2 separate regions of the Homo sapiens genome follow, and region 1 is linked to region 2. Evidence: chromatin loops called from intact Hi-C (ENCODE). Cell type or tissue: B cell. All regions are shown on one strand. Links, peaks and the distances in the headings refer to the core of each region. The heading gives the core; the rest is flanking DNA.

The links. Hi-C counts contacts between places; a loop is a spot of excess contacts. Peaks named below come from ENCODE experiments on the same cell type or tissue, not always from the same donor. Only the 100,000 strongest peaks of a DNase experiment are listed, where the experiment ranks them.
Region 1: a loop joins it to region 2, with 8 times the contacts of the local background. A loop is called at or near these places in 1 of 110 quality-filtered maps.

The regions. Positions count from the first base shown.
Region 1 is chr20:49,316,082-49,321,457 of GRCh38, reverse strand. No RefSeq gene overlaps it. Among named protein-coding and RNA genes, the nearest start is that of SNORD12, 38 kb to the right of the region's middle. RefSeq lists enhancers at 1,841-2,422, 2,423-3,004. In B cell, for the core only: no CTCF peak of the experiment used is centred there; a DNase peak (open chromatin) is centred at 2,577; H3K4me3 peaks cover 872 bases; H3K27me3 peaks cover 4,559 bases.
Region 2 is chr20:49,532,458-49,537,833 of GRCh38, reverse strand. All of the region lies in intron 5 of PTGIS (prostaglandin I2 synthase), which reads left to right. Among named protein-coding and RNA genes, the nearest start is that of PTGIS, 33 kb to the left of the region's middle. In B cell, for the core only: CTCF peaks have their summits at 3,196 and 3,407 (motif pointing right); a DNase peak (open chromatin) is centred at 3,413; H3K27me3 peaks cover 346 bases.

The DNA of each region.
Region 1 (5,376 bases), core at 75-5,074, 220 kb after region 2:
TTATTATGAGGCTTAAATGAGACAATTTACTTCAAGCACTTAAAATAGTACCTTCCTGACATTTGGTATTTCATAAATATTAGATTTGTTGTTTGCGGATTTTGTTTGTTTTTTAAGTCATCTTCAACATCTCCCTCTATTACAATTGATCACTTAAGGCAGTTGACTTTATCTCCTAAAAATAGCCCATGAAAAAAGCAAATACTTCTCTACATCTTTTGCCTCCTAACTAGTCCCCTCCTGCCTGCTCCCCTGGGAGGTGGAAAGTGAACTTTTCCCTGCGTCTCTTCACAAGACCCTGCTCCAGATAAGGAGGCAGATCCCAAAAGAGCAAAACAAAGGTGAAAGCAAAGCTTTGAGGCTCCTGGTTCCTCCAGCCCCCACTCCGTATAGAAAGGACATCTCTTGGGAGGGGCTAACATTGTGTGATTCTGTGGGTGTCGGTCAGACCATGAGAAAGTATCACTGATGCCTTTGCCTGGACCCATCCTGGGCCCCCACTCCTGCGCTGTGGCAGGGGAGCCCCTGTTGGTGGTGCTAACCTGGGACTTCAGCTCCAATCAGTACAGACCCGCGGCTGCATGAACTCTCTACACAGAAAACCAACCAGTACAAAAGCACCCCCAGGCAGTCCTTCCCCAAATTTAATCTGGAAGGAGTTCTCTTTTGCCTATGGCTTGAGAAGACACCACATCCAAAATTACTTTCTCATCTCACTGCTGCCTGAATTTCCAACGTTGGCCACTCCTGGCAGCAAGGAGCTAGAAGACTCAGAATCAGACCCAGCTCCTCCACTGGCTGGGAATTCTTGACTGCCCAAAGCCCTCTCCTCTCTGAGCCTTGCTTTTCTTGACTGCTAAACAGGGATGTTATTCCATACCTGAACCCCAGAGGGCAGGGAGAATGTATTCAGGTTCCAGGGGACATCCAGCCCAGCTTCTGGGCACAGAGGGATAGGTGATTAATGGATGTTAGGTCCCTTACATTTTTATTTATTTATTTATTTATTTATTTATTTTTGAGACATGATCTCGCTCTGTCACCCAGGCTGGAGTGCAGTGGCATAATCATAGCTCACTGCAGGCTCAACCTCCTGGGCTCAAGTGATTCTCCCACCTCAGTCTCCTGAGTAGCTGGTGCTACAGGCAGTCATCACCATTTGAGGCTAATTTTTTTTTAATTTTTTGTAGAGACTGGGTCTTCCAATATTGCCCAGGCTGGTCTCGAACTCCTGGCCTCAAATGATCCTCCCACAGCCTCCCCAAGTGTTGGGATTACAAGCATGAGCCACTGTGCCCGACCCATTATGCATTTTTTTAAAAGCGCCCTCTCTGTCTTTTAAAACAAATTTCTGAAGGAAGCTCTAGTGATATCACACGGTAGAGGGGCCCAATCAATCACTTTCCTCCCTGACATAGGAAAGTTGGGTCATAACCGTTTTACAGGGTGACAGAATTTAGATTTTTTTTTTGTCTCCAGTGGGTGTGAAAACTTTACTTCTGGGATTTAAAAAGGATAGAGAGCCAGACATGGTGGTGCGTGCCTGTCATCCAGCTACTTGGGAGGCTGAGGCAGAAGAATCGCTTGAGCCCAGGAGTTCGAGGCTGCAGTGAATGATGATCGCACCACGGCACTCCAGCCTGGGCGACAGAGCAAGGCTCCATCTCTAGAAGAAGGGAGTGGGGTGGCGGGGGGGGAGGGGATAGGCAGCGTCCTTCCCACTAATGACTCAACTAAAATAGCCCTTAATAGAGCGCTGTGGGTACCACTCTGGAGGAGCCTTTACCAGGAATGCTTGGACTAGCCCGGTGGCCACGCCCAGCACGCGGACCACAGATGGACTTCACCTGCGTATCTGTCAGGCCCCTCGGCTTCTGGACCCGCCTGCCTGAGTTCTAACCAGCTTGGACACACTAGTTTTGGAATCACTCAGACCGTTCCGCCTCCGCTTTGAGCGTCTTTCCATCCTTGCTCTCCAAGCGTTAGCCCTTTTCTTGGTTTCTCCATGCTCCTTGTCACCTTCTCCATTCGCCTTGTGACCCCTCCGCCCGAAAGAAGCTTGCAACCCCTCCTCCCTCGCAGCTCTCTTGGCCCCGCGCCCGTCCCCAGCTGGGGCTCTCAGATAAAATACAGGACTCCGAGTTAGATTTCAATTTCAGAAAAACAACAAATAATTTTTTAGTATAAGTATATCCCATGCGATATTTAGGACATATTTTTCTCTAGAAAGATTTGTTTATCTGAAATTCGAGTTTAACTGGGTGTGCTGTATTTTGATTTGCGAAATCTGGCGCCCTACCTCAACCCAAGCGCCTCCCTCCCCTCGAGGCCCTCCAAGCTTCACGACCCCCCCGACACCGCTTACTGGGTGCGCTCCTTCCTCTCTCGCACCAGGCGCTCTCCTTCCTGCCTGCGCCTCTTGTGCTCATTTCCCTTCCACCGCCTGCGTCCCGCACCTGGGCCGAATCCTCCACCTTCCTGCCGCCCTTCAAGTCCTGTGAGCAGTCCTTGCGCCCCTCCTCCGAAACACCCCTCAACTCTCCACGAGTCCCTCTCCTTCAGGTCCCCCGAGATGAACGCACCCAGGTTCATAACCTGCGCGTCTTTCTCGGCTCGCAGCTCCACAGCCAGTGCTTCCCCTTTAGGTCCTGAGTGTCTGCGTCCCTCCTTGCCCGCGCGACCCCCTGCACGTCCCGTCTGCCCCGCGGCGCACCCTTCCAGTCCCCAAGCGCCGCGCCCCGCCCTCGGCTCGTGTGACCCCTCCAAGCCCAGAGCCCCCTAGGTGCTGGGCTCCCTTCCTCCGCTCATCCCCCGCCCCAGCTCCCCTCCGCTCCGAGCGTTCCGCTAGTGCCTTGCCTTTCCCCGGGTGCACCTGGGCAGACCCGCGTATAGTCTGCGCAGCAGTCCCGCGCCGCGCCGCGCCGCACGCTTGGTCGCAGAAGCAGCGCGGGGGCCCGCGGGCGACAAACATCGGGTCACGGCCAGGACAGCAGCGGCCCAGCGCGGCGGAGCCCTGCCAGGGCAAGAGCACGCCCAGCGGCCCCCGCTCCCAGGCCCCCGTGGCCACCGCGGCCAGGACGAGCGACAGGGACAGGATTCGCGCCACGCCACGCATGCCCATGGTCGGGCTCAAGCTAGGTACCGGGACGCCAACGGAGACAGATCTTGTGTAGCCTGCCTTGAGTTGGGGGCGGAGGCTCCCAGACCCGACCCCTCCTCGGACCCACCTCCTACCTGTCACCGAGCTGATGTCCACCCCGATTCCTACCGTCCAAACTTTGCGCAGCTCTTTGTAGTGGTGAAATACCCAGATATGGTCATAATAATCTCAACAACTTTGCAGAGCTCCTCATTGCCTCCAGGTTCCAGGAAGACAGGGGCGATACAGCCCCTATGCCATTAATTGTAATAGCAAAAATACCAACCGTAACTGCTAATATTATTAAAATAGTAGTAACCGCCATAATAATTGCCAGGGAACCAGGCTCTATGTGTCATCAGTATTGCCCAAACCTGAGGCTCTTGGGTGCCCTTTCATTTTTTCACCATATTCTACCACCTTGGCTATTATTTCCTGGGTGTTTCTCTTTAAATGGACTTGCTTTTTAAACTTAAAGTAATTTTATTTTTTTAAATGCCACATCACTCAAGAGAATGAGAAGACAAACCCACCAAACCCACAGAATGGGAAAAATTATTTGCAAAAGACACACCTGATAAAGAACTGCTGTCCAAAATATATAAAGAACTTTTAGAACTCAATAACAAGAAGACAAAAGACCTCATTAAAAAATTGGCAAAAGAGGCCAGGCACCATGGCTCAGGTCTGTAAAATCCCAGCACTTTGGGAGGCCGAGGCGGGTGGATCACCTGAGGTCAGGAGTTCGAGACCAGCCTGACCAACATGGTGAAACCCCATCTCTACTAAAAATACAAAAAATTAGCCAAGTGTGGTGGCGGGTACCTGTAATCCCAGCTACTCAGGAGGCTGAGGCAGGAGAATCCCTTGAACCCAGGAGGGGGAGGTAGCAGTGAGCCAAGATTGCACCATTGCGCTCCAGCCTGGGCAACAAGAGCAAAACGCCGTCTCAAAAAAAAAAAAAAAAAAAATAGGCAAAAGAACTAAGCAGATACCTCAACCAAAGAAGATATACAGATGGCAAATAAACATATGAAATGATGCTCAACATCACCTGTCGTTAGGAGATTGCAAATGAAAATACTAATGAGATAACACTACATGCCTATTCAAAGGATTAAAATCCTAAACGCTGGTGAGGACGTGGAGCAACGGGAACTCTTTTTCATTTCTGGTAGGAAAACAAAATGGTATAGCCATTGTGGGAGACAGTTTGGCAGTTTCTTACAAAATGAAATGTACACTTACCATATGATCCAATATTCATGCTCCTTGGTATTTACCCAAATGAGCTGAAAATTTATGTCCACACAAAGACCTGCACACAGATGTTCCTAGAAGTTTTATTAATGATTCCCCAAACTTGGGAGCAACCACGATTTCCTTCAGGAGGTGAATGGATAAATATACTGTGGTAAATCCAGGCAATGGAATATTATTCAGCACTAAAAAGAAATAAGCTATCAAGCCACAAAAAGACGTGGAAGAAACTTAAGTGCATTTTATTAACTGAAAGAAGACAATCTGAAAAAGACTACATACTGTATGATTCCAACTACATGACATTGTGGAAAAAGCAAAACCATGAAGACAGTAAAATTATCAGTGGTTTCCTGGGGTTAGGCTGGAGGGAGGGATGAATAGGTGGAGCACAGAGGATTTTTAGGGCAGTTAAACTATTCTGCATGATACTATAATGGTGGATACATGTCATTGTACATTTGTCCAAACCCATAGAATGTGCAGCACCAAGAGTGAACCCTAAGGCAAACTATGGGCTTTGGATGATAAGGATGTATCAGTGCAGGTTCATCGATTGTAACAAATGTACCACTGGTGTAGGACCTTGGTAGTGGGAAAAACTGAGGGGTGGGAGGAGCAGGGAATATATGAGAACTCTGTACTTTCTGTTCAATTTTGCCGTGAACCAAAAACTTCTCTAAAAAATAGTCTATTTTAATAAGAAAAGGAAAGGAAAAAAATATATCACTACTATAAATGGAAAACCAGCAATATTTTTCATAAAGAGAAGAGACCAGGCACGGTGGCTCACGCCTGTAATCCCAGCACTTTGGGAGGACGAGGTGGGTGCATCACCTGAGGTCAGGAGTTCAAGACCAGCCTGACCAATGTGGTGAAACCCCATCTTTACTAAAAATACAAAAATTAGCTGGGCTTGGCAGTGGGCGCCTGTAATCCCAACTACTTGGGAGGCTGTGGTAGGAGAATCACTTGAA
Region 2 (5,376 bases), core at 298-5,297:
GTACGTATCTTTCAGTGCACACGTGCATTTCTTTTAGCTGTTGGCCTGTTTTTTGTTTTGTTTTTGTTTTTGTTTTTTTGAGACAGAGTCTTGCCCTGTTGCCCAGGCTGGAATGCAGCGGCACAATCTCGGCTCGCTGCAACCTCTGCTTCCCGGGGTCAAGCAATTCTCCTGCCTCAGCCTCCTGAGTAGCTGGGATTACAGGCACGCACCACCACGCCTGGTTATTTTTTGTATTTTTAGTAGAGACAGTGTTTCGCCATGTTGGCCAGGCTGGTCTTAAACTCCTGACCTCAGGAGATCTGCCTGCCTCGGCCTCCCAAAGTGTTGGGATTACAGGCATGAGCCACCACGCCCTGCCTAGCCTGTACTTCTATAACTTAGATATATCACACTAGAAGAATTGTTGTACCGCTTACAGCTTTCACTCAACTCCCTGTCTACAGCATTTCCACATCGATTTGTAAAAATCTACCTCATCTGTTTTTGTGGCTGCAGAGCGTACTTAGTGTTGGTAGAGTGTCCTGGCTGATTCCGTGTGCAGGGGCCGTAGGAACCACTGGGCGGCGCCATTCCCTGGGCCATGTGCCCCCAACTTCCCTGATGAGCAGAATCCTCTCAGGCCCTTCTTCATAACGTAGGTCCCTCAGCCCCATCCAGGTCCATAGGAATCCAGGTCTCCAGGGGAGAGCTTGGAAAACTGCATGTCTGACAAGTGTCCTGAGAAGGCTGGGAAGTGCTGTGTGTGCTGGGCTCAGAGACTTGCAGCAGAGGCCTGGATTTGAATTCCTGCGCTGCTGCTTCCTTGCTGGTGACTCGGAGCAAGTTACTTCTACTTGCCCCAGTTCCTTTCTCTGGAGGGACCGTGGAGGGGAGTGGCTAAGACAGAGTCTGGGCTCTGACGGCTTGAAGAGCTTTACCAGCTCCCCCTCCCAGCATCTGTGTGTTTTCTCTGTGCCTCAGCGATCTCATCTGCAAAATGGGGGGAACAGCAGGATCTTCCTAGAGGGCAGCTGTTAGAATTGGCTGAGGTAACAAGAAAAAGCACTGTGGCCGGGCGCGGAGGCTCATGCCTGTAATCCCAGCACTTTGGGAGGCCGTGACGGGTGGATCACCTAAGGTGAGGAGTTCAAGACCAGCCTGGACAACATGGCGGAACCCTGTCTCTACTAAAAATACAAAAAAATTAGCTGGGCGTGGTGGTGGGCGCCTGTAATCTCAGCTACCCGGGAAGCTGAGGTAGGAGAATTGCTAGAACCCTGCGGGTGGAGGTTGCACTGAGCCGAGATTGTGCCACTGCACTCCAGCCTGGGCGACAGAGTGAGACTCCGTCTCAAAAAAAAAAAAAAAAAAAAGAAAGAAAGAAAGAAAGAAAGAAAAGAAAAAAAGAAAAAGCACTGTTTGCTGAGCACTTACTATGTGCCAGATACGAGGTTAAGCATTGTCATAGTCAGTGCTCAAACACTTCATCACCCATTTCCTTTTGCTTATATATTTTTAAAAAGCCAAACTTTAATGCATTATTGATTTTGTTTACATTATGAGAGAATCATAATCTTGTGGTTAACAATTCAGAGTTACAGGTTGTATAAAATATAATACCCCTTCTTCCAAGCCCAGCTTCCTGTGAAGCCAATGTTAGCATGGTGGTATTATCCCTTCATGGTATTTTGTATGTTCTCACAACTAGAGACAAATATGCACATCTACAGTGTCTCTGTGTTTACAAAGAAAAATTGTATCTGTTATTTACAACCTGTTTTTAACCTAACAATATAGCTGTACATTCTTCTCTGTTGATATAAACATCTTTTAGAGATATTAGCTGATGCAATTAAACAAGAGAAACCAATTATAGACATCAGAATGGGTAAAGAAGTAAAACTATTCCTATTTGCAGATGATCTGATATTGTACCTGGAGAACCCCAGAAAATCAATAATAAAACAAACTCCAGCAATAAATGAATCCAGCAAAGTAGAAGGATATGAAATTAACATTAAAAATACAAGACATCTGGCCGAGCACGGTGGCTCATGCCTGTAATCTTAGCACTTTGGGAGGCTGAGACAGGTAGATCACTTGAGGTCAGGAGTTTGCGACCAGCCTGGCCAACATGGCGAAACCCCATCTCTACCAAAAATACAAAAAATTAGCCGGGCATGGCGGCAAGCGCCTGTAATCCCACCTACTTGGGAGGCTGAGGTGGGAGGATCACTTGAGCCTGGTGAGACAGAGGTTACAGTGAGCCAAGATCACGCCACTGCACTCCAGCCTGGGTGACAGAGCAAGACTCCATCTCAAAACAAAAACAAAAACAAAAAACCAATACATTTTTTTAGCCCTCACATGGCTGTTTCAGTAGTTAGCCATTTCCCTCTGACAGATGTCAATATTCTATCTTTCTTTCTTTTTGCTTTTATACCATTTCATTGTACTTGTATCTGTTCTACCATCTGGTTATTTCATTTCTCTCTGCCCACTTCTTAGAAGTGGTTTTGCCAGGTCAAAGGCCCTATACATTAAAATTTTTATCTGCTTCTGCCACATCATTTCCAAAACCACAGAGCAATTCATCCGCCTACCTAAAGGGAAGAAATCTGCTCCACCAGATGCCATCAATCTTTCCATTTATTTGCTAATCTGATGGGCAGAGGTGGGTAACTTATTGCTTTAATTTGCATGTTACCACAACCTTGCCAACATGCAGTTATCAGCCTTTAAATAATTGCCAATCTGATGGAAAAAAGGACATCTGGCTCTATGTGGCATATCACTGACTACTGTGATGAAACATCTCTGGGTGTGTGTGGTTTTTTTGTTGTTTTGAAACAGAGTCTTGCTCTGTCACCCAGACTGGAGTGCAGTAGCGAGACCTCGGCTCACTGCAATCTTGACCTCCCAGGCTCAAGCGATCCTCCCAACTCAGCCTCCCAAGTAGCTGGGACTACAGGCACGTGCCACTGAGCCTGGTTAATTTTTGTATTTTTTTGTGTTTCAGTAGCCATTTGCATTTCCTGTTTATGAGCCGGCTGTTTGTGTCCTTTATTATCTTTTTAGAGGAACTCATTTGAGCTTATCAAATCTTGCCATCCATGCTGGAAGGTTGTTATTCACATACCCATGTTGCAGATAAGGAAACTGAGGCTCAGAGAGGTGAGATCACTTGTCATAGACATGCAGCTGGTAGGTGGAAACTTGGTCTGTCTGTCTGCAAAATCCTGTGCATAAAGCACCTGCCACATCCTAGCACTGATTGCTTCCCCAGGAAAAATTGGGTTTCTCCATTACCATTTCCTCCACACAGATGCTCCAGAGGAGTCTGATTAGACGCAGAGGAACTCCCCCCATCACTCTGGGAGCAGCCCTGGGCTGGCTATAGGAAGGATGCATTTCTCAATATGAGCAGCAGGTGGCAATGTGGGACGGTGATTTCTCATCTTAATTGGGACCAGAGGCATGTGGGCAAAGCAGCCCCCGAACATTGCTGTGGGGTGCTTGAAGCATTGCAGCCTCTTTTGGCAGAACCTGCTGAAACATAAAATAAAATGCACATTCCTTTGATCCTGTACTTCCACTTCTAGGAATTTATCCTACATAAATGCTTGCACATGTCTACAGATACACAAACATATTCATTGTCACATTGCTTATAATTGCAAATGCTAGAAACAATTTAAAGTCCATCAGTAAGGGCTGATTAAATAAATTATGCATTCATCTAAAGGCCATCTATGCATCTAAAACAGAGTGGGACATACTGGTAGTGAATGAAATCTACTGTTACAAAAAAGAGCAAGCTGCAGGCAGAGGGTATACTATATCACTATATATACATACATTTTATATATATATATATATGTTTTTGCTTTTGAGACAGAGTCTTGCTCTGTTGCCCAGGTTGGAGTGCAGTGGCACGATCTTAGCTCACTGCAACCTCTGCCTCCCAGGTTCAAGCAATTCTCCTGCCTCAGCCCCCCGAGTAGCTGGGATTACAGGCACGTACCACCACCCCCGGATAATGTGTTTGTACTTTTTTAGTAGAGCTGGGGTTTCATCACATTGGCCAGGCTGGTTTTGAACTCCTGACCTCAAGTGATCTGCCTGCTTCAGCCTCCCAAAGTGCTAGGATTACCGGTGTGAGCCACCACACCCGGCCATTTTTAAAAATGTGGGAGTATGTATAGATTTTTGCCTTTGGGAAGGCCGAGAAGGGGTGGAGAGAAAATCATTTTTTACAAGATGTGGACTTGAACTCTTAGATTCTTTATTTTTCTTCTTTTTTTTCTGTATGCATACATTATTCTTCCTTCACTTTTTAAAGTATAAATATATTTTAAAAGAAAGTTAATCCTTTGAGAACCCTTAGGCCATTGAGTCTGGTGTTTCTCATACAGTAGGGAGTTGGGGGCAGGGGACAGTTAAACAGACCCCCTAGCTAAGCATAGTGCTTCTGTCTGGAACATTTATTTTACTGGATTATTTTGGGGGGCTGTTTATTTGAACATTGTTTTGGGGAAAAAGGCATTCTTATATCAAAGAATCACAGAGTCTGATGCAAAACTCTGATGCATTTCAAAGGTAAAACACAAGACTTTAAAGACATGTGTCTTCTGGGGGCCTCTCTGTACTATGCCCCCAAATCTAGAGGGCCTAGAGGGCTTTCCCAGAAAAAACTTGAGAGGTATTCAAGTCTGGGTCCTCATTTTTTGGATGAGGAGACTGAGGTCCAGAGATGGGCAGGGGCTCAGCCGAGGCTACATAGCATGGGGACTCTGGGATTTAAACCAGATACACCAATCTGGTTTAAATTGGTGGGCTGCCAATCACCGTGGGCCTGGCAGCCCTCATTCATGGCATCCGGTTATCACACCAATAAGAAATACCTCGTAATAATGGAGAGAATGTAGCAAGTAGCATTTTACAAACTTCTACCGATACCAAGTGTGTTCTGTGTGTGATCTTTCTGAATCCTCCTGACCATCCTATGAGCTAGATGGCCCTCATTTTACACATGGGGGAAACTGAGGCTCAGAGATGCAAAGTGACTTGGCCAAGGTCATCTCGTTAGAAAGGGAAGAGCTGGGATTTCAATGCTCTCTGTCTTCAAACTTTGTGCTCTGTATTTCGCAATTTATTATTGTTTCTTAATTAAAGAAGCAATTCATGAACATGTTCTCCTTGGGCTAATAATTTGCTAACATTCAGTAAGATTTGTTATTTAATAATATAGCGTTTATTAGGACTGTGTCAGTCATCTCTGTGCTTTAGATGTTAATAACGCATTTGATCTGTATATAACCCTCTGTGGTGGGTACTTTTATTATCCCAATTTACAGGCAAGAAAACTGAGATGCTGAGATGTGAGGTGACTTG